2 separate regions of the Mus musculus genome follow, and region 2 is linked to region 1. A link is a loop called in an ENCODE intact Hi-C map of the cell type or tissue named here. Cell type or tissue: heart. All regions are shown on one strand. Links, peaks and the distances in the headings refer to the core of each region. The heading gives the core; the rest is flanking DNA. Region 1 has its middle 13 kb from the start of Gm42400. Region 2 holds the start of Gm44570 (a long non-coding RNA gene).

Region 1 (10,112 bases), core at 855-8,854:
ACAACAGTTCATAGGCATCATAACAAGGAGAACTAGTGTTTGCTTCTTTCCTTTGGAAGCTTGCATGGTGCCTTCTGTTGACATGAAAGCTAGTTCTCAGAGAGGAGGTTTTCAGTTCAGATCCAGTTCAGGTCCTCTGCGTCCTGTGTCCAGAGTGCATGGTGTTATCAGCAGTAGGGACTCTTCCATCTCTGGGGTTGGAGGGAATGAAGGGCAGCAGCAGCAGCACCTTAGAATGTCTTGAGAGTGGCTTTGAAAACACTTGACCATCAATCCAAAAGACAGATTTTCATGCTTGGTATTGGGATTTTTGTTTGATTGTCTATGGGTCTTGTGGGGAACATTGTCATTCCAGATGGAAGTTTTTCATTGAACTATATATGTATACACAGATTCACATATAATATAGGTTTTTAGGTAGATACATAACAGTGTAATTCCTTATGAATTTTTCGGACATCCTTATTGTTATTCTATCCTTCCTTCAATACTTCCCTCTCCTCTCTGTAAGTACCCACCTCCATTTCCCCATTCCTCACTACAGAGCACTTGCCCCCTGCTATTACCTTCTCTGTTGTTCTATCCACCCCTACAATGGCCTCTTTTCACTTTCCTGGTTTCTGCTATTACTCAAGATTATGTACTCACACCTGAAGATTTGGAGCTAGGAATCTCAGATGAGAGAGAACATGAGATACTTGTCTTCCTGGGTCTGGGTCACCTCACTCGATATGATCTTTCCTAGTTCCATCTATCTACATGAGGATTTCATGATTTTATATGTGCCACATTTTCATTATCCATTCATCAGTTGAAGGACACATAGGCTGTTTCCATTTCTTATCTATTATGAATAGAGCAGCAATGAACATGACAGAGCCAGTATCTGTGGAATAGGACCAACGTTCTTCATTCCTTAGGCATGTCTTGAGGGTGTACCTTGCACGACATCATGAAATTTTAATATCAACCATTTGACACAGAAACACTTCAGAAAGCATGTAGCGTGCAGCCTTCTTTAATTTACTTTGATGATACAGATTAATCTAGAAGTCAGGCGACTGAACAGCCCTCAAACTAGGAAATTCATTGCTGTATGAATATTTATGCTCCTTTCTAAAAGGTAAGTATCCCAAATTATTATTTATACACCTCTTGTCACCAATGCATGTCTCTACACATAAAATAAGTGAAGTGGGGAATTGGAAGACTGTTTTAAATTGTAGCTGTGCAGACATAGCAATCCTACTCCTCCACCCTCACGTCAATAATTTATGTGTCTGTTATATCAGCTTTAATTACTACTCTAGGGAAAATTAATTAAAACTATCCAGCAGAAAATAGTTTTCATTAGCTTTGGGAGTATTGATTTGATGGTTATTAAAATTTCATCAAAATTTAGTGCAGTGGTTTGAATGAGAATGCCTATATAGGCTCATGTTAAAATACTTGGTCCCTCATTGGTGGACTATTTGGGAAGGATTCGGAGGTGTGGCCTTCTTGCAGGAAGTGTGTCGCTGAGGATAGGCTTTGAACTTTCACAATCCCATATCATTCCCAGCGTGCCCTCTCTGCCTGCTGTTTACAGTTCAAGACATGAGCTCTCAGCTGTTCATGCCTTCATACCTTTGCCCCACCACCATGGACTCTGACCCTCTGGTACCATGAGCCCAATTAAACACTTTTGTAAGTTGCCTTGGTCATGGTGTTTTGTCAGAGCAATAATAAAGTAACTAAGACAAGTAGGTTAAGAAACAATATATCCAATTTGTCAGTGTATTTGGAATAAAAGATATGGCAAGTGAAAAACAATATCTAAAAACAATATTTAAACAACTGACAGTCTTTTTTCCCCCTTCCCCCTCTCACTCTCCCTTGCTCTGCCCCCTTGCTTCAGCCCACTCGCTCTGGCTCATAGGTTCTTTTTTTTTTTGTTTCTCATTACAGATGGTTGTGAGCCACCCTGTGGTTGCTGGGATTTGAACTCATGACCTCCAGAAGAACAATCAGTGCTCTTAACTGTTGAGCCATCTCACCAGCCTCAACAATTGATAATCTTTTAATAATTTACAATAATACTTTTCATAATCAAACATATTTAACACAAGACAAATGTCTTAGTTAATGGCATTAAATACTTTTATTTTTATTTATATGTATCTGAGTGTATGTACCCATGCACATGGATATCCATGGAGGCCAGAAGAGTTTGCTGGCTTCCCTTGCAGCTGGGGCTGAAGGTGGTGGGGAGCCATCTGACAAGAGTACTGAGAGCCAAGCTTAAGTCTTCTTCAAGAGCAGAAGTTATCTCTCTAGCCCTATCATTAAATACTTGAAGTAAAACTTTAGTTAGTTATGTCTGTTGGTGAGTATTAATTGGAAAAAAATGAAGTAATGGAAATTACACTACAACTAGTTTTCCTTTGGTGTCAGGAGAGACAATGTCAACTCAATGCTGTCATTTTTTAAAGAGCAGTAATAAGAATACTTCCAATTGAGGCTAGATAAGGCAGCCCAGTTAGGGAAAAGGGATCCAATGGCAGGTAACAGAGTCAGAGACAGCCCCTGCTCCAGTTCTTAGGAGCTCCACATGAAGACCTAGCTGTACATCTGTCGTATATGTGTACAGGCTCTATGTCCTTCCCATGATGGGGGGAGGGGAGGGGAGATGGAGGGAGTGGGAGGAGAGGAAGAGAAGAAGTCATGATCAGGATGCAAAGTAAATTAATTAATTAATGAAAAAAAGAATATTTCCTAGAGAGAATGAGAATATGATTAGCTGCCATGTCAGGAAAAATGTAGTTAAGACAGTCTACCATTCTACTTGTAATCTCAGTACAGTGTTAGGGGTGGTGGCTGAGGCAGGGGATTGCCATAAGTTCTAGAACAGCTTGGCAATAAAGTGAGTTAGAGGCCAGCCTTGGCTGCAGAACAAGACCCTCTCTGAAAACAAAACCGTTTTTAACCTGCTATAATGATTTGCCTAATTTTTATTGTAAGATTGGTCTTATTTACACTTGATAAGCAGCAGATACTCGATTTTTCTAGTTTTTTTTCTTTTGCAGGAATAAAAATTCAGGAACATGGATGTATCTTCACATTGTTATTACATGGTTTCTTGCTATTTTTAGTAACATTAATGAAGCTTAAAAATAAAGGAAACCTGGGAGACATGGGAACCCAGGATAATCTCTGCAAGGCAAGGCGGGAGTGGGCATTTAGTTCTACTTGTATTTCCTTCTTACATTGTTTGCAGCTTAGCTATCTTTGAAGAGCAAAGGAGGTGCGTGTGATGTCATAGTGTTAGCCTGGTAACAAACGTCAAGTTGCCAAACTTACCAGAAGACATCCTCAGGAAGTATTCAGATACCTAAGGACTATGAAGAAGACATTCCAAATATCCATGCAGTGTATATATTGTTATAACAAAGTCTTACAGCTAAAACCAAAGCTTTAAAGCTGATAGACATTCCAAGATGCTTTCAATTATATTTTATCTACCTCAGAAGTGTTCTTAAGCCAAAGATAGGAGATATTCAGAAAGTCTAGAATATTTTTGTAGTTTTTCTTTCTACATAACATTTCCATTAGGAACAATCTAATTCCAGTCCTGGTTATTTTTAATATAATAATATAAATCAACAGTCTTAAATATTTTTAATATTTTAAATATTTTTAAATATCAGTTTCACCCTAGAAACATATACAATAAAGGCATATCTCAGAATATATGCCTCAAATTTATATAACTGGATCTAACCAGTTAGCTTTTCTATTTAGTTTTCTAAAATAATAAATAATTTGAAACTTATAAAAACTAGAATAATTATGATATCTGTCTTAGTTTGGGTTTCTGTTGCTATGATAAACACCATGACCAAAGCAACTTGGTGAGGAAAGGGTTTCTTTCAGTTTACAGTTATAATCCGTCATCCAGGGAAGTCTGGGCTGGAAGCTGGAGGCAGGAACTGAAGCTAAGGCCATGAGAAGTGCCTCGTCATGGCTTGCTCTCAGCTTGCTTTCTTATACCATTAGTCCTATCTGCCTAGGAATGGCACCACCCATAGTAGGTAGGGCCCTTCAACATCAGTCATTAGTCAAGAAAATGGAAGCATTTTCTCAATTATGCTTCCCTCTTCCCAGATGTGTCTAAATCTGTATGGGAGTTGACAAAACCCAGCTAGTATAGTAGCATATAGGAAATCCTAATTTATAAAAGAAATTTATACAGTGTCATTATCTATATTATGCTACTACTATAAGTGAATGAACTCATACATTCACTCCAAAGTACCAATATTGAGATTTATGAAACATATATGTTGAGAAGACAAAAAATCCACAAGTACTAGAAAATGTCGGCAATATAACTTTTTTCTTAAATGACTAAAAATTCCTTTTATATTATATGATGAATTTTATTGGATCAAGAAGCTTTCAAATTTGCGATTCCATCTTATACCTGACAGAATAGCAACGATCAATAATACAAATTAACAGGTTATGTTGGTGAGGATGTGGAGCAAGGGGAACACCCCTCCATTGCTGGTGGGAGTGCAAACTTTATTAGCCATTATGGGAATCAATATAACAGTTTCTCAGAAAGTTGGGAATCCATCCACCCCAAGACCCAGCTATACCAACCACTCCTGGACATATACCCAAAGGATACCATGCCCTAAGGACACTTGTTCAACTATGTTCATAGCAGCCTTATTCATAATAGCCAGAAACTGGAAGCAACCCACATGTCCCTCAACTGAAGAATGGATAAAGAAAACGGGGTGCATTTACACAGTGGAGTACTATTTAGCTATTAGAAAACTTACGTTGTGAACTTTTCGGGCAAATGGATGGAACTAGAAAAAGTCATCCTGAGGGAGACTACCCAGACCCAGAAAGACCAACACGGGCTCTGCTCACTTATAAGTGGATATTAGCTGCTAAGTGAAGGAGAATCATGCTGCAGCCCACAGATCCAGAGGCTAAGTAACAAGAAGGGCTCTAAGGGGACACATGCATCTCACGCGACACAGAGATAGACTTTTTCCAGTGGCACGGGGGGGGGGGGGGGGAGGAACAGCAGATACCCGATTGGGAAGGGAGGGATGGAGAGAGAGAGCTGGGAGAGAAGCCTGGAATGGGGAGGCACTTAGAGGGTCATGTGGAAACCTAGTGCAGAGGAAACTCCCTGGAACCTCTGAGGGTGACCCTAGTGAGGCCTTACAGTAATGGAGAACATGGAGCCTGAAGCGGTCATCTTCTGTAACCAGGCAAGGATTCCAGTGGTGGGACTGGGACATACCACTTCAACCCATACAAAACCTTCAACCCAAAACCTGTCTTGCCTGCAAGTTGTGCTAAGGCATTGGTGACTCAGAGCTTGTGGGAGTGGCCAACCAATGACTGGCCTAACCAGGCCCAAACCAGGAGAGGGAGCCCACGCCTGACACATTCTCTTGACATTGTTATATGTGTTAGTGATTGAAATAGTCAATCGCTGTTCCACTCAACTGGAGGACTGAGTTTAAACCCCGCAGGCCAAATAAAATTGCTTCTAGTTGTAAAGAGAAGGCTGGCTTTTGTTATTGTCTTTAAAAACCCTGAAGTTTGTATGTCTGACGTGTGTACTATAAAAAATAGCACTAGATTTTTTGCAGAGTCTCATATTTGTGACAGAGTATGCTACCAAATGTTTCTGGTTAAAGCTTTTAGATTCTGTTTAAGAGCCCCAGAAACCATTTTGACTCATATTGCAGGCTAGACAAGTATGTCTTTATCAACATTTCGTCACTTAGTGCTGCTGTAACTTTTAGACAGCAGTAAGCTCTAGGTGGCGTCAGCATGTTCACTATCAGGTTTAATCAGCCGTGTTTGTTGCAACATATGTCATGATTATGATCGGTACCATAGCATCAATGGATGAGACACCACCTATAACTGGTTGGTTATTTTCTGGCACATAAACAAGAAAGGTAAACATAGTTTTAGCCAGACATTATGGCACATGCCTATAATCCCAAAAGTTGGAGAGTGGAGGCAAGAGGGTCAGAAGTTCCAGTCATCCTTTGCCATCGAGTGAATTTGAGGCCAGCCTGAGCTACATAAGACCCTGTTGCTCCCCCACCCTTCCCAAATCAGAAACACACATGCCAACTAACAAACCAAGACCCCAGGTAAATGATCACCATAGATCAAAGAAAGGTTCAGCATCCTGCCAGCTTCTGGGTAGAGACTGTCTCAGAGCTTCTGGTTTATAGCTACGTCCTTTGACAAGGACAAACAAGGAGTTTGTTGCATTAAAAGACTTAGAAATTCTTCCTCTGACATTAGATGCTTTCTTTCAGAGTTATTTTCATTAACCTAGGCTATCTCAGCCGTATATGAATCAACTTTTGCATTTCTGAATTCATCTAAAGCACTATTACAGATCATGGCTTTGGTGACACACAGCCTTTTCGTTTCTTTCGGAGGGGGATTAGCGGCGGCGTTGGGATCTCACTGCTAGATTCGCTGCCTCACTTCAGTGGATTTTTCCTGAGCTCCAGGAACTCAGGTAATTAAGCGATGACTCTTTCAATAGTGTGATGTTTGTTTGGGGGAATGCATGAATTTTGGCTTTGTGGACATTGGAATTGTGGTTAGCATCTCTACGATGCCAGTTGTTTTCTGATGATCAGACTGAGGCGCAGACTAACTGTGTTTTGCTCGGGTTCTGCACCGGTGGCTCTCCATCTCCCGCTGCTGTCAGACGCATTACAGGCTCGCCCAGCCCTGTAAGTACACCACTTTGGACATCACAACACTCACAGCTACTGAGGCTCTTTGTAGCATTTTCCTCTAATTCAAGAACTGCATCTTTTTCAGGAATATAGACTCCCATTCTGAGCACAGCTTTCTGAAAGATGTCCTTATTGTAACTTGTATAAAGAATTATAAATTCTTTCTACAAATTGTTTTGAAGATTGCTTGAATTCATAATCTGCCTCTGAAAGCAAACCTTCTTATAGCAAGGACTTTCTAATATACTAAATGGATCAATAAATTCCAAGCAAATGGTGCTTGGTAAGGAGTTTTTTTAATCGTCAGATGTAATTATCCAAGCAGGTTGATGTTAACAAAGTGGCACAAAATTACCAGTTAACTTGAAAATAGATTCTCTTTGAAGTCCACGTGGAAAATGGCAGCTTCATTTACCCTGAGGTGCGGCTCATCTGACTGAAGCTCTGATTTTCCTGTAAACACAATTTCAATTTAGGAGCTCTAGCTACCCCTTCGTGGGGCCTCTACGAGGAAACCAAAACCCCACCACCTCTCTGCCAAGTCCGTCTGACTTTAACCAGCCGTTGTCACGCACAGTGAGGGCTCACTCGTTTTCTTGTCTCCATATTTTCAGGACTGTCATCATTTTTGTGTGGGGTAGGAACCAGGTTCATTTTCATTCCTCTTACAAGGCATGCTAAACAGAAAATTCCAGAATGGCTTGTCACATTTCCCTTACATTACCCTGCCTCCTGCCACCAACAAGCAGCCATTTCCTTGCCCAATGGAATTTAAATTACCATATGTTTTGTTTTTAGGTTTTTTTAAAAAGCAAAATTGTAAAATAGAAAATCCTATGAAAATGATCCACCAGGTCATTTCTGGTTGTTAAGAGATATTCTGTTTATCTTTAAAAGACCTCTCTTTGTTTTATTCTGTTTTAGTATTTTTATGAATTTGAAATTTTCATACAATGTATTGTAATCATTCCTACCTCAGCTCCCTCCTGCATGTGTCCCAGATCCACCAGCCAGCGGAGTCCCCACTTTATGTTCATGGGCTCTAACTGGTGCCACCCATACACTCCTGGGGTGGGGCTGTTGACTGGAGTGTGGCCAATCCACAAAAACATTGGATAATCCTCTTTTTTAAACTTAATTTTATTTTATTTTACTTATTATATGTAAGTACACTGTAGCTGTCTTCAGATCTCATTATGGATGGTTGTGAGCCACCATGTGGTTGCTGGGATTTGATCTCAGGACCTCCGGAAGAGCAGTCAGTGCTCTTAACTGCTGAGTCATCTCACCAGCCCCCTGGATAATCCTCTTAAAGGACATTGACTCTCCCTCCTCTAGAAGGCATCAGCTGTCCACAGCTCCTCAGTTGAGATGAGGTCATGAACTTCGTGCTTGGTCATGTTGATTGGCCTGATCTTGCGCAGGTCTTAGGCAGGCTACCATAGAGTTTCAGGAATTCATCTTTGCAATATAATACATAAAATTGAACTCCTTAGCTATTCTTACACGCAGTTCAGTGACATTAAACATTTCACATTGTACAACCATCATTTTCAGAACTTTTTTACTTTCTTCCTGAATTGAAACTCTGTGCCAGTGGAACACTAACTTCCCATCTCCCTTTTTCCCTAACCTTTTACAACCAGAATTCTGTTTTCTCTTCCTATGAATCTGACCATCCTTGGCATCTCTATTAAGTGGACTCATTTTTTAGTTTCCTTTTGGTGACTGTCTTAGTTCATGTCAACATGATTTCTTTAAGAATCATTCACACTGTAGCATGTATCAGCACACCTTTCCTTTTTAAAAGTTAAATAACATTTCATTGTGGGCTTATGCTATGTTTCTATGTTTTACTTAACTTGGGCTGTCTCTGCAGGTTATGTAGACACAGGTAACCATTTGAGTCCTTACTATTAAAGTTTATGGGCTTATACCTAAACTTGGAAATTCTGGGTCAAATGGTAAATTTATTATAGATAAATGAATGAATGAATGAATGAATGTTTTAAAAAACAGGAAAGAAGCTGAGTGGTAGCAGCATGTGCCTTTATTGCCAGCCTTTATTGGGAGGCAGAGGCAGGTGATTCTCTGAGTTCGAGGCCAGCCTGATCTACAGAGGGAGTTCCAGGACAGCCAGGGCTACATAGAGAAACCCTGTTTAAACAAATCTAACCAACCAATCAAACAAACAAAAACAGGAAAGAGAGAGAAGAAAGTTCTCGGGCCTCCATGCCACCCTGGGCCTCACAGCATGGTATCAGAGAACAGCACACAGAATTTGAAGAGGTTGTTCCTCCTGCAAGGACACCTGGTGAGAGAAAGGCACCTTTTGAATGCCTTTTGCTATGTAGAGAAATGTTACTGGTTAATGTTTTGAGGAACTAGTGTAATGTTTTCCCTCGTAGCATTTTCCTTTCCCACCAACAGGATTGGATTTTGTCAACTCAATGCAAAGCTAGACATATCTGAGAATTGGGAATTTTAATTAAGAAAATGCCTTCATAAGTTTGTCCTGTGCATTTTCTAGATTAATGAATGGTGCACTAGGGTCCTTCCTGAGTTGTACAAGAAAGCAGGCTGAGCAAGCCGAGGAGAGCAAGGCAGTAAGCAGCATTCCTTCATGGTCTCTGCTTCATTACTGCCGTTAAGTCGTTTTCTTGAGTACCCACTGTGACTTCTTCAGTGATGGAGTGTCGCCTGAGAGTTATAAGATAAAAATTTTTTCTCCCCAGCTACATTTGGTTGTGGTGTTTTATCATAGCAATAGGAAATTAACAAAAGACAACACAATTACTAGAACTTTAAGCCTTATCTTTTTTTTTTTTTTAAAGTCTTATCTTGACTCGATGCAAAACAGACTAGCTCAGGTCCTGGGCTAGTCCAATTTTCAGATGCTGTAAGTGGCCGAAGACAATGAATCTTATTGTTGGAGCATCTTGTCTTTATTTCGTATATGAGGTTTCCTCCATTGAATGGATATCTTGGATAATTCATCCAAGGAAGATCACTTAACCCAGCTCTACAAAACCTATATCCTTTGCATGCAGATGGGAATATTAGTGGCAGATATCGAGGTCACCTTTCTGGATCAGCACCGCCAGGATGAGAACCCTGGTCAGATTTCACACAGCGCTTCTGGAGAGCTGCCGCTGACCTATTTTGCTTCTGCAGGTATAACGAGGCAGAAGCACACAACAACCATTTAAAGATAACACTAACGGCAAGGAGCTCGTATAACGCATTCAAGGCTACATGCAGTGAAGGGGACATGGATCAGGCTTACGGTACTTCAAGAGCTTTCTGCTCCCTTTGATTTCTCAGCTCAAA
Region 2 (10,112 bases), core at 1,214-9,213, 130 kb after region 1:
CGCGTGCATGTGGGTGCGTGCACCTTACATGTACGTAGAGAGCCACAGCTTCTTGCTGAATCTGAAGCTCGCCATTTGTCTGGTCTGACTCTGCATCCAGTTTCTGTAGTCTGTCTGCCTCCACCGCTCAGAGCCAAGGTTCAGGCACGTGTGGCCCTGCCCAGCTTTTACATGGGCGCTGTGGACTTGAACTCTGACCCCTCACTTTGACAACAACCATTCTTATCCAGTGACCCCTCTTTCACCTCCTTTTTGTTGTTTTATGTTGTTTTGTTTGAGACAGGGTCTCCCAGGAACCTCGACTGTCACTCACAGAGATCCGCCCGCCTCTGCCTCTCCAGTGCTAGGATTAAAGGTGTGCACCACGGTGCCTGGCTCTGCTTTGTTTCGTTTGTTATGCTTTGGTTTGGTTTTTGTTTTGAGACATGGTCTCTCACTTGACCTTGAGCTCACCCCTCATCTACCCTGGCCAGCCATCAAAGCCAAGAGCTCCTCCCGCTTCTGCCTCCCAGCAGGAATCACAGGCATGCACGGCTGCCCCTGGAGTTTTACATCAGTGCTCTAAGTCCAACTCAGGTCCTCGTGCCCCTTACAGACTGAGCTGTCGCATTGCCTGTCAGTAGAACTTCCCAGGGGTTTGTCCTGTCCAGCTCTGATCCGTCGGCTTAGGTCACATTCAGTGCTGTGACTATCCGGTTAAAATAAGGGAATGAAAGTGTGTGTGTGTGTGTGTGTGTGTGTGTGTGTGTGTGTGTGTGTGTGTGTGTGTGTGTAAGGGGAATGAATGACAACCAAGGGAAGCCTGGTTGCTTTTCTTTGAAAGGCCTTCTTCACTGAGCACTGAGGTCAAAGTTGAGACAGGATACAGTGTGAGCTCTTAAGAACAACTCTTCCCAGTTCCTCTTCTAAGGCAACTTTTAAATAAAAGGAGTGGGCAAAGTGACATGTTCACACTGGAGAGACCCCGGTCCCTCCTGGCAGTCTGTGCGAACACCCAACATGAGAGAGCTGACTGGTAGAGGAGAGTTTGAACTTCCCTCTGGTGGGCCAAGGGGATGGCCAGCTTCCCAAGCCTCATCAGATGGAAGTGCCAAGGTGTGATGGACACCACTCCTAATCTCTGTCATTGCCCGTCACCCCTCCAGTGCTGCCAATGTGAAGAAGTGGGAGATGGAGCTGCAGACCCTGCGGGAGAGCAACGCCCGGCTGACCACGGCACTGCAGGAGTCGGCGGCCAGCGTGGAGCAGTGGAAGCGGCAGTTCTCCATCTGCAGGGACGAGAATGACAGGCTCCGCAGCAAGGTGGGCCTCGGCAGCCAGCGGGACAGAGGGCCTGGCCGACTGGAGCAGGCAGAGGAGATGGGCCGCCGGAAGCTCTTGTCCCCTCTCTGCCTTCACCCCACAGGCAGGAGAGAGACATTTTTATCTCCCCCTTCAATGCCCCATCATCCTGCCTTTCTTGGTAGGACTTCAATCATGGAAATTATTGACTTTTATTTCCTGTTGCTAAGGAAAAGATAAGTGAGCCAGAAATCCTATCAAGGGTCCCCCCCATCCCCCCGCTAGGCTGGCCTCCTGCTGAAGGTGGGCTTCCCACGGCATCTCTGTGGCTTGGGCTCTCCAGGATAAGGAAGGGAACCTGAGGACAAATGAGAAATTGGTCCAGGAAACTCTGAGTATGTTTCCACAGAGACCCTGCTCCCATCCAATCATTATTTCTAAAAATGTAAATTTGGAAGGCAAAGGAGTAATATGTTTGGAGGGGAGAAAGGTGGGTGCCAGCTGCTGAGTAACACTCTCCATTGTGTGACACTCTCCGTTGTCCTGCTCTGATGACTGAGGGTTTAGGTTTTATTCAGATTTTCCCTGTAGCCAGCTCTAACGTCTCTCTCATCTGTTGTTCTGCAAAGCATCGAGATGGTACTATGAGATGCTCAAGGGTGCCCGTGGAGACGTCCTCAGGTTTCTGTTTAGACCATGATGCATGAGCCCATTAACCCCTGAGTGTGAGCACACAGGGCTTCAGAGAATGCTCCATAAGTGCAGGATTTCGGGGGACATGTTTCTTGACCCACGTATATCCCTTGCCCTGACTGGCCCAGGCAGAGCCACTGTGGTGTGGCCCCACGTCACCACCTTCCTCCGGCACTGACTGCCCACAGAGCTGCCTCTTGTCATTTTTATTTTCCATCCCTATGATGAGTGTGCTGACAGCCAGGGCATCAGGTCAGCTGCTGACTCTGCATGTTCTTGTCTGAGCTCTGGCTGATCCTGCCTGCCGGAGGGATCGATTGCTTCTCCTTTTCCAGCAAAGGATGGAATCTCTCCCTCTGGTCTGAGTGTGTTAGCCAAAGGCAATGCTGAGGTGTGGGCTAGCATTGCCCAGAGCGGGCTCCTCAGGAGGGCGTGGGCCTCCCTCAGAGGAGCTCTTCAGGAACTTGATTCCCAGGCTGGAGGTAGAAGCTGGACTCGGTGTCAGCTGGGACAGATGGTTTAGGTCCTGGGGTTGGTGCAGCTACAGAGAAAGGCCTCATGTCAAAGACTGGCATCGTCTGAGTGTGGCAGTGCGGAGTGTCTGCTTTTGGATGGGATATTGGCTCCACTCCCGCCCTCCACTCTGCACACACATTTTGGTTTCCAAGTAAGCAGTTGATGATGATGTCAGGATACAAAGGCTCTGTTCTATTACTCTGCTTGGTCATCCTTTCTGCGGGCTCAGACCCAGGAAAAGATGCAGTCCTGGAGTTTGCCCATCACTCCACTCACACTGCTCCCCAGCCAGGACCCTTCCATGTGGGGATCAGTTGCTCTTCAGTGACTGAGATATTTTTGGTTTCTCTTTGGTAGTTCCTGTACAGTGAGGCTGCTAAATTCCCTAGTTGGCTCTCTTAAACCCTTGAGATGAAACCAAGTAATTCAGGACATGTCTAAAATGATATAGAAGCCATTCTTGGGAAGAACAGATCAATTCAGGGGACATCTGACCTGTGATGACCCTTAAAGCAAACCCGAATCTACTTGCATGTGGTCCTAAGAGAGATTCGGAAGCCCGGCACATAGGCTGGGTAGGCTGGGCTTCATGACTTACCGGCCCTCTTGGGATTAAGTAAGGACTCTCGAATCTCGGGCAGGCAGGGGCAAACAGGAACTGCATGATGTCTATAGAGTGCTGAATGTTATGGCTTACTTGAAAAGAAATTATAAATGTCATCATGGCAAGCTGGAGCTCAATGGCTAAAGTAGCACTGTGGCCTAACTGTCCCATTCTTAAAGATCGAGGAGCTGGAAGAACAGTGCAGCGAGATAAACAGGGAGAAGGAGAAGAACACACAGCTGAAGAGGAGGATCGAGGAGCTGGAGTCAGAGGTCCGAGACAAGGAGATGGTGAGTAATGAGGTCTGAGCAGGGCCCCGGGTGTCCCTGGCCTAGCATGGCGACCTCTGTGATCTCTGCTCAAAGCAGGACAGGCGACCTAGGACTCTGGCAACTGCCTGGACTTCAGAATGGAGAATCAGGGCTTGCACCACAGTTCAGCTTTCCCAGAGCCCCACAGGCTGCTTGCAGCCTTCTTTTTACAGCATCGAGAGTGAACCCAGGGTGGTGATGGAGCTCAGTAGGTAGAGTGCTTGCCTAGTATTCATAAAGCCCCAGGGTTTGATCCCTGGGACAGTGTGAATCACCATGGTGGCCCATACCTATAATCTCAGAGCTCGTAGAAGCAGGAGGATCAGGAGATCAAAGGCCATCTTCATTAAGGCCAGCCTGGGATACAGGAGGTGCTATCTGGGAAAAAGAAAAGAAAAGATTTCCCAAAAGCCCCAGCCGGTCTCACAGATGACCGGCCTGCAGAAGATGAGTTCTGCTGTCAGGCTCATGCAACTAGACTTTCTGTTCTCAGTCATTTATATTCTGGGAGACAGGAAGTGAAGCGCACAGCACTGAGACATGGGCAAGTCAACAAAACCTCCCCAGGCCTCAGTTTTTACCATGACAAAGCAGCAATTGTAAAACTATGGGCCATTTTACAGTGCGTACAAATTTCATGTGGTGACGTATCATATATTGCATTCACCCGTAGAGTCATACGGTGTGTCAGAATAGCATCCCTCCATTGTTATTCAAGTGAGCAAGACAGGTTCCCAGAGCAGCACCCACTAGTGCATACACAAGTCGGCAATTTTCAAGAGTATGCTTTAAAATCTCTCTCTCTCTCTCTCTCTCCCCCCATCCCTCTCCCCGCTCTCTCTGTGTGTCTTAGGAGTTGAAAGATCTCCGAAAACAGAGTGAAATCATACCTCAGCTCATGTCCGAGTGTGAATATGTCTCTGAGAAGTTAGAGGTAAGGGTGTGCAGTGGTCCTGAGGTCCTGAGGCCTGGCCCGAACTCCTCCATTCCCTCTCGTGTTCACACATGGTCAAGGGTGGGTTTCTGCTTATGAACTGCTAGTAATGGCAGAGCACCGGGGGGTGAAGGGGGGTGCTGCCTCACCAACTTACACAAAGGTTCTGTGCACAGCCAGAGTGTGGGTGATAGTTTCTTACTCACAGGAAACCCCTGCAGAACCACAGCCAGTGAGGAGGGGCACGGAGTCGCCCTGGTGTCCAGACAGGGTCAGGTATAAGCCCACCTTGGCCTCTTCCAGCTCTTGCTAGAGTGCTGACTGTAGATCGGCCTTCCTCGTTACCATCTATAAAGCGAGGGGTTTTCTTCTCCTCCTCCAATGGATTCCTCACTCCAGTCCTCTTGACCTACACAAGGGACACTTTACTGAATTTCACAACCCCGGGACTGCATTGATAACCAGTTTCTGGGCCTATGTTCAAGAAAGTCCTAGTTCTAGCACCACAGAATAAAGCTTTTTCATGGCATTAAGAGTCCTCTCTCACAAAGGACAAGAGGTCATCTAGAAGTTAGGAAAGCAAGCCATGCTCACTGTCTGTCTGTCCTGGCTTTGGTAGGATATAAACGAAAGGACGGGGCCTCCGATTTCTGGTTCTCTTTTGGAACTTCTGTGAAGCCCCCTTGTGCAGGACTCTGCATTCTGCATTTCTGGGGTGCTCAGACCTTCTAATCCTTCTCTAGGGAAAGTACCAGGTGGCCCCCTTTCTGACTTGAGTGGTGAGCGTTTGTCAGGGTTCAGCCGTTTTCATGATGGTTCCATCCGTCACTGCCTTCTAGATCCTTCTCCCTTTTGTCTCATCAGGCGGCCGAAAGAGACAATCAAAACTTGGAAGACAAAGTGCGGTCTCTAAAGACAGACATCGAGGAGAGTAAATACCGACAGCGCCACCTGAAGGGGGAGCTGAAGAGCTTCCTTGAGGTGCTGGATGGAAAGATCGACGACCTCCATGACTTCCGTAGAGGACTCTCCAAGTTAGGCACAGATAACTAGGGCGGGGCGGAGCAAGTGTGTGTGAGAGGTGTGGTAGACGTAGGACATTCTCCATTTGCTTCTGTAAATGCAGGTGCGATCTGTCTGTCTCCAGACCAATTGTGCCGTCCGCTCACTCCTCCAGAATAGGAAATCTCTCGCTTCTCTGGCTTTGTGAGGTCATGGACAGCTGGAAGCTTCTGACTCAGGAATCCAGAACTTGGTCTACCTTAGCCGTTTACGCAGTCAGGGCAGGGATGTTTAGATCTTCCCTTAAGGGCTGTTGTAACCCTATGAACCGGGGATGGGGGAGTATTTTCTAATCCAAGTACCATTATCCTTTACAGCAGGCCCTCGGGTGCCTTCTGCTGCGTGGCATTCAGTGTATGTGACTCTCCAGCAGGTTCTAGACCACGGGCATGTGGAGGGAGCATCTTTTCCCAGTATGCATTTTGTTGCTTTAGCAGATGTGACATGACATTGTCAACCACAAAGTTCACACTCAAAAACTGCACAACTGACTTACTCAAAAAGAAATAATTGTAAAAAAAAAAAAAAAGTTTTAAGTAAATACACTATTTTGGGTTGGAGCACATTCACGGTTACCCTTGGCTGCCTGTGACCTTTGGGCTGTAGGTCAGACATACCTACTTGAAAGGAAACATTTAGTGGAGACCTCTCTAGAGGGAAGATAAACCAGAAGTTTTGGGGTGTGCGTACTGACAGGGAATGACTAGTTCCTGCTAAGACCCATCCTCCCCTGATTTATTGTGATTGCAGCAATGTTCTTGTTTGTTTGTTTGTTTTTTGTTTTGTTTGTTTTTGTTTCTGATTTCAGAGCAGATGCTTAAGCTGTGGGAACAGAATGCAGGGAGGGTGTCTAGCGGAGTCTGGGCACTTAATAGGTGCTTAATAAACATTCGTTCAATTAAACATATAAGCAGAACTTAGTGTTTTAATCAAACCACACAGCAGAGTTCAGACCCTTGTTGAATAACACATCATCTTTGTTGTGCTGAAATAATTCTCAGAAATGAATGCAGTTTGCTGTTCTCAAACCTAGACTTGGCTCTGAGGCACAGACTGTGGCAATGTAATCATCATAGACTACTCTGAGGCCCTCCTGCAGGGACCCCAGCCACGATCCTGGAGGACATTGCCTGTGGGACCTTCCTTCTCTTCCAGGCAGAGGGCCTGGAGTTGGAGACTTTCTGGATACCAGGAGAGCATTGTATAGGAGCTAGCCTGGGCTTAGAAGACAGGCTGGGCTTCCTGTAATAGGTTTGAACAATACAAAGCCATCCTTCACGCCATGAGGATGAGAGCCCCTCAGGTGGCAGCTTAGCCTTAGAGACAGAGATGCTCCTCCCAGGTCTGCCTTCCCTTTCCCAGTTCCTGCTAAGGAAGGGCCTGCAGCCAAAAAGCTCTCTGCTCACAGAGAACTTCTTAAAGGAACCATTGGACTTTCAGGTCCACAGGCATTCCTCTTTAGGAGAGTTTGCACACAGGAGGCAAGGTTTGTTAACCCTGACCCCCAACACTTCAGAATGCCTTGAGCAAGGGAAACGTTGGTTCCCTACCCATCTGAGAACCCTCTAGATGTATCCACATGGGATCAGAAATTCTTCCTCTTGAATGAGAAAACAGCCTGAGGACAGGGCTAGGGTCGGCACGTTTAAGACCCAGGCCCTGTGGCGACTTCCAAGTCCTCATCTTTCCTTGCAGTGGCTGATGAGTCACTCTGAGCAAGGAATTCGATCGGGACAAAAAAAAAGGAAGGAAGGCTGGTGATGTGGAAGGCTGAGTTCTGTTAGGGGGTGACCCCATCAATTTGGGATGCTTTATACAACAGAGTGGTCACCTCTGATGTAATTCAGCCAGGGTGCTGCCGTTCCCCACAGCTCCCAATAGTTCTCAAGTCAGTAGCAGCTGCTACTGGTGCACCAAGAGAACATAGACTGGGTTAGCTATGGCCCAGCATGGGCTAAGGGGAATTCTTCTTAGGCCACCCCAGCCCCTTTGCCTACCAACAGCCTGGACACATGGCTCCCAAGAGCAGTGGACACTGGGGCTGTCAGCTCAGGCTTCAGATGAGCTTCCATTATCAGGTAGAAGGAGCGCTCTCGGCTGGCTGGAGTATGATCTGGTGACATGACCATATGAGGACACTTGCTAAGGCTACTGAACTGGAAGTGTAGAAAGTTCTAGAAGTTATGAGCCCAGTGGGCTGGCTGTAAGGTTGAGACCCATGACCCCTGTTGTTAGCACTGGGGGCGTGGGGGGGTTAGCAAGTTTCTAATAGCCAGTAGGTGGGGGAAATAGTTTTTGTACTCTTGGATTCAAGCAGCCCCCAAACTGTCACAACCCATGATCCTAAGACACTAGGACGCCCCTGAAGAGTGATTTAGGCTCCACAGCTAAAGCCCCAAGCAAGCACGGAACCTCCCTTTCATCTGCTTCCTCTAAAGACATCATGATTCTTCATTTTCTTTCTTTTTAAGAACAGTCATGGCCCAGGAATGGCCTGGAAGGTCAACAGTAGGCTAGCCCTGTCTGTAGCCTCTGGCACTGTAAAAGGCAGACTCTGTACGGCGCAAACGACCCACTAAAATTGTTCCGTATCCACTCACACTAGTGGGACATACCTCCATTTTTTCTGATGTCCAGCCCAGTCTTAGGACTGTTGTCGTGGCCTCAAATCCCATACAGATGGTGTGAGCTGTTTTCCCCCAGCAATTACGGCCACAGAGTGCTGCCTGCAGAGCCTGGAGTCAGATGAGCTCTGGCCTTGGCATCTCTGAGACTAGCAGTCTGCACCTTGCTTAGCTTGCATTCTGCAGCCATCCACATGGAACCTAAAAGAGGCCAAGAAAACCTCAGAGCCCTTTAGCCGTGATCCGCATGCATTTCTGACATGAGCTGGGGTAGGGTGGTGCCTAGGAATGAGAGACCGCTGGAAGGAAGGATTGGGAGAGAAGAAACAGCCCGTGCTTGACCTCTGATCATCTCCTTCCATTGCTTCTCCCCAAGAGCTGTCACTTTAGACCTTAATTGGGTGAGAGAACTTGGCAGAGATTATCAACAGGAAGTGGAGGCAGAGTAGCCCAGAGTAACCCAGCTGTGGCCAGCAGCGTGGGCTCTTGGGTCTCCTGGACCTTGATCCGCTGCTCTCCTATGAGCCATATTGTCACTCTCCCTTTGGTGTCCCTTAGGTGCCAAGAAGAAATAAATACTCCTCTGCCCTACTAAAAGCATGTTGCAACTATATTAATTGGAGTGTGTGTCCACAGCAAGGAATAGCCGACAGGGACACGGCAGAACTGTCCACCATACACAGTAAAGTCTGTTTCCTTTGAATGATTCTGCTCTGTAGGGATCTCTTCAATGATCTCTGTGCTTGGTGAGGCCAGTTTGGTGGAACACTGTCTGGCTTTGAATTCTTTGCTGATGACTTTAATGAAGGTCCACTCACGTTTTTAAAGAGGGGAGGAGGCCTTTGATGGCAGAGACATAAACAGGAACAGAACAGACGAGCCACAGTTGGGGAGGTGCAGACTCATCCAGTGCCTAGAGCAGTTTGCATGCATGCCTGGCTGTCCACAGAGGGAACTAGCTGCTCTCCAGCCTGCTTGCTCCACAGACATAGCCTTAAGCAGCATGATGGCAGGTGCAGGTACTGCATTTGATATGAGTGTGAGAGAGCTCACATGCAGCCCAAAAGCATCACAAGCAAGCCCGTTTGACAGGGGCTCTTTCTATAGCCAAGACCCCTGCAGACACCAGTGGCGACTGTGAATGAGACCCAACTTAGACCTCACGTGCAGCCAGGTGCGTGCTTGGAAACTGGGCGGTCTGGGAGGAGCTCAAGCGATGCTGCCCTTCAGGGAGCACCAGCCACTGCTCTTTACTGGTAACTGAAGTGGGTCACTAGAAGTTACACTCACTCAATTCTTGGGAACATCACTGGATTTTGAAGCACTTGCAACATAAGGCAGAAGCTTTCAATTCAATGTCCATACATATCTTGAATGATAGCCATGACCTAAATAGACCGTGACTTCTGAATACATGGCTTCCCTCAAAGAAACAGACTGTATTCTGGGGACAGTGGGTGTGACGGCATGGAGGTGGGTCCCTACATAGAAGTGTGAGCTATTTACATGTCTTTTTCTTACAACTTTCTAAAGAATATAAATCCCTCTTTAAAAACAAGCCTGGCAAGAAGGTGACTTTGGTAGGAATTTTGAGCTGTATGAAATGTTCGTGTGTGTGTGTGTGTGTGTGTGTGTGTGTGTGTGCACATGTGCATGGGCACTGGAGGGGAGGAAGCATCAGGAAAAACCAGAGAAACAATTAGGAGGAATTCAATTATAACTTCATAACCAGGAGTCATTGAATATTTCTGGTGGTGATAGTGAATGTTCTGGAATCTGCTTACAGGACTTTGTGGGGCTTTGGGTTTGTGTGAACTTGTACAGTTCTCTTTGACAGTGTAGCACTTGCTGTGGAGTGGCCTCTGAGTCACAGGGACCCCTGCAGAGGCCCACGTGGACCACAGCGGAGTCCAGGCTTGCCTGCTCTATCAGAAAGGCAGCAGGACTGATACCTCGCAGATGTTAGGGACACGTTGATGCCTCTCTGTCCTGTACCAGTTTTGATAAGAAGGCCTGACTGTCACTCCATTGTGACAGTGAATGTGACAGCAGGAAGATGTTTCTTACATCTCCACAAGAGCTTAATG

What was found. Hi-C counts contacts between places; a loop is a spot of excess contacts. Peaks named below come from ENCODE experiments on the same cell type or tissue, not always from the same donor. Only the 100,000 strongest peaks of a DNase experiment are listed, where the experiment ranks them.
Region 2: it touches region 1 in a loop (2.7-fold over the local background); 6 of 42 quality-filtered maps call a loop at or near these places.

The regions. Positions count from the first base shown.
Region 1 is chr7:81,739,656-81,749,767 of GRCm38, reverse strand. It overlaps the pseudogene Gm18806. Among named protein-coding and RNA genes, the nearest start is that of Gm42400, 13 kb to the right of the region's middle. In heart, for the core only: a CTCF peak has its summit at 5,431 (motif pointing right); no DNase peak of the experiment used is centred there.
Region 2 is chr7:81,605,533-81,615,644 of GRCm38, reverse strand. It overlaps Homer2 (homer scaffolding protein 2), which reads left to right. Exons shown (of 9, transcript NM_001164086.1): 6 at 1,146-1,302; 7 at 3,274-3,384; 8 at 4,259-4,339; 9 at 5,204-10,112. The coding sequence ends at 5,392. It overlaps Gm44570 (a long non-coding RNA gene), which reads right to left and starts at 5,519. Exons shown (of 2, transcript XR_001778192.1): 1 at 5,092-5,519; 2 at 2,166-4,748. Gm51279 (predicted gene, 51279) reads left to right here and starts at 2,277; the gene lies at 2,277-2,339. In heart, for the core only: a CTCF peak has its summit at 5,295 (motif pointing right); no DNase peak of the experiment used is centred there.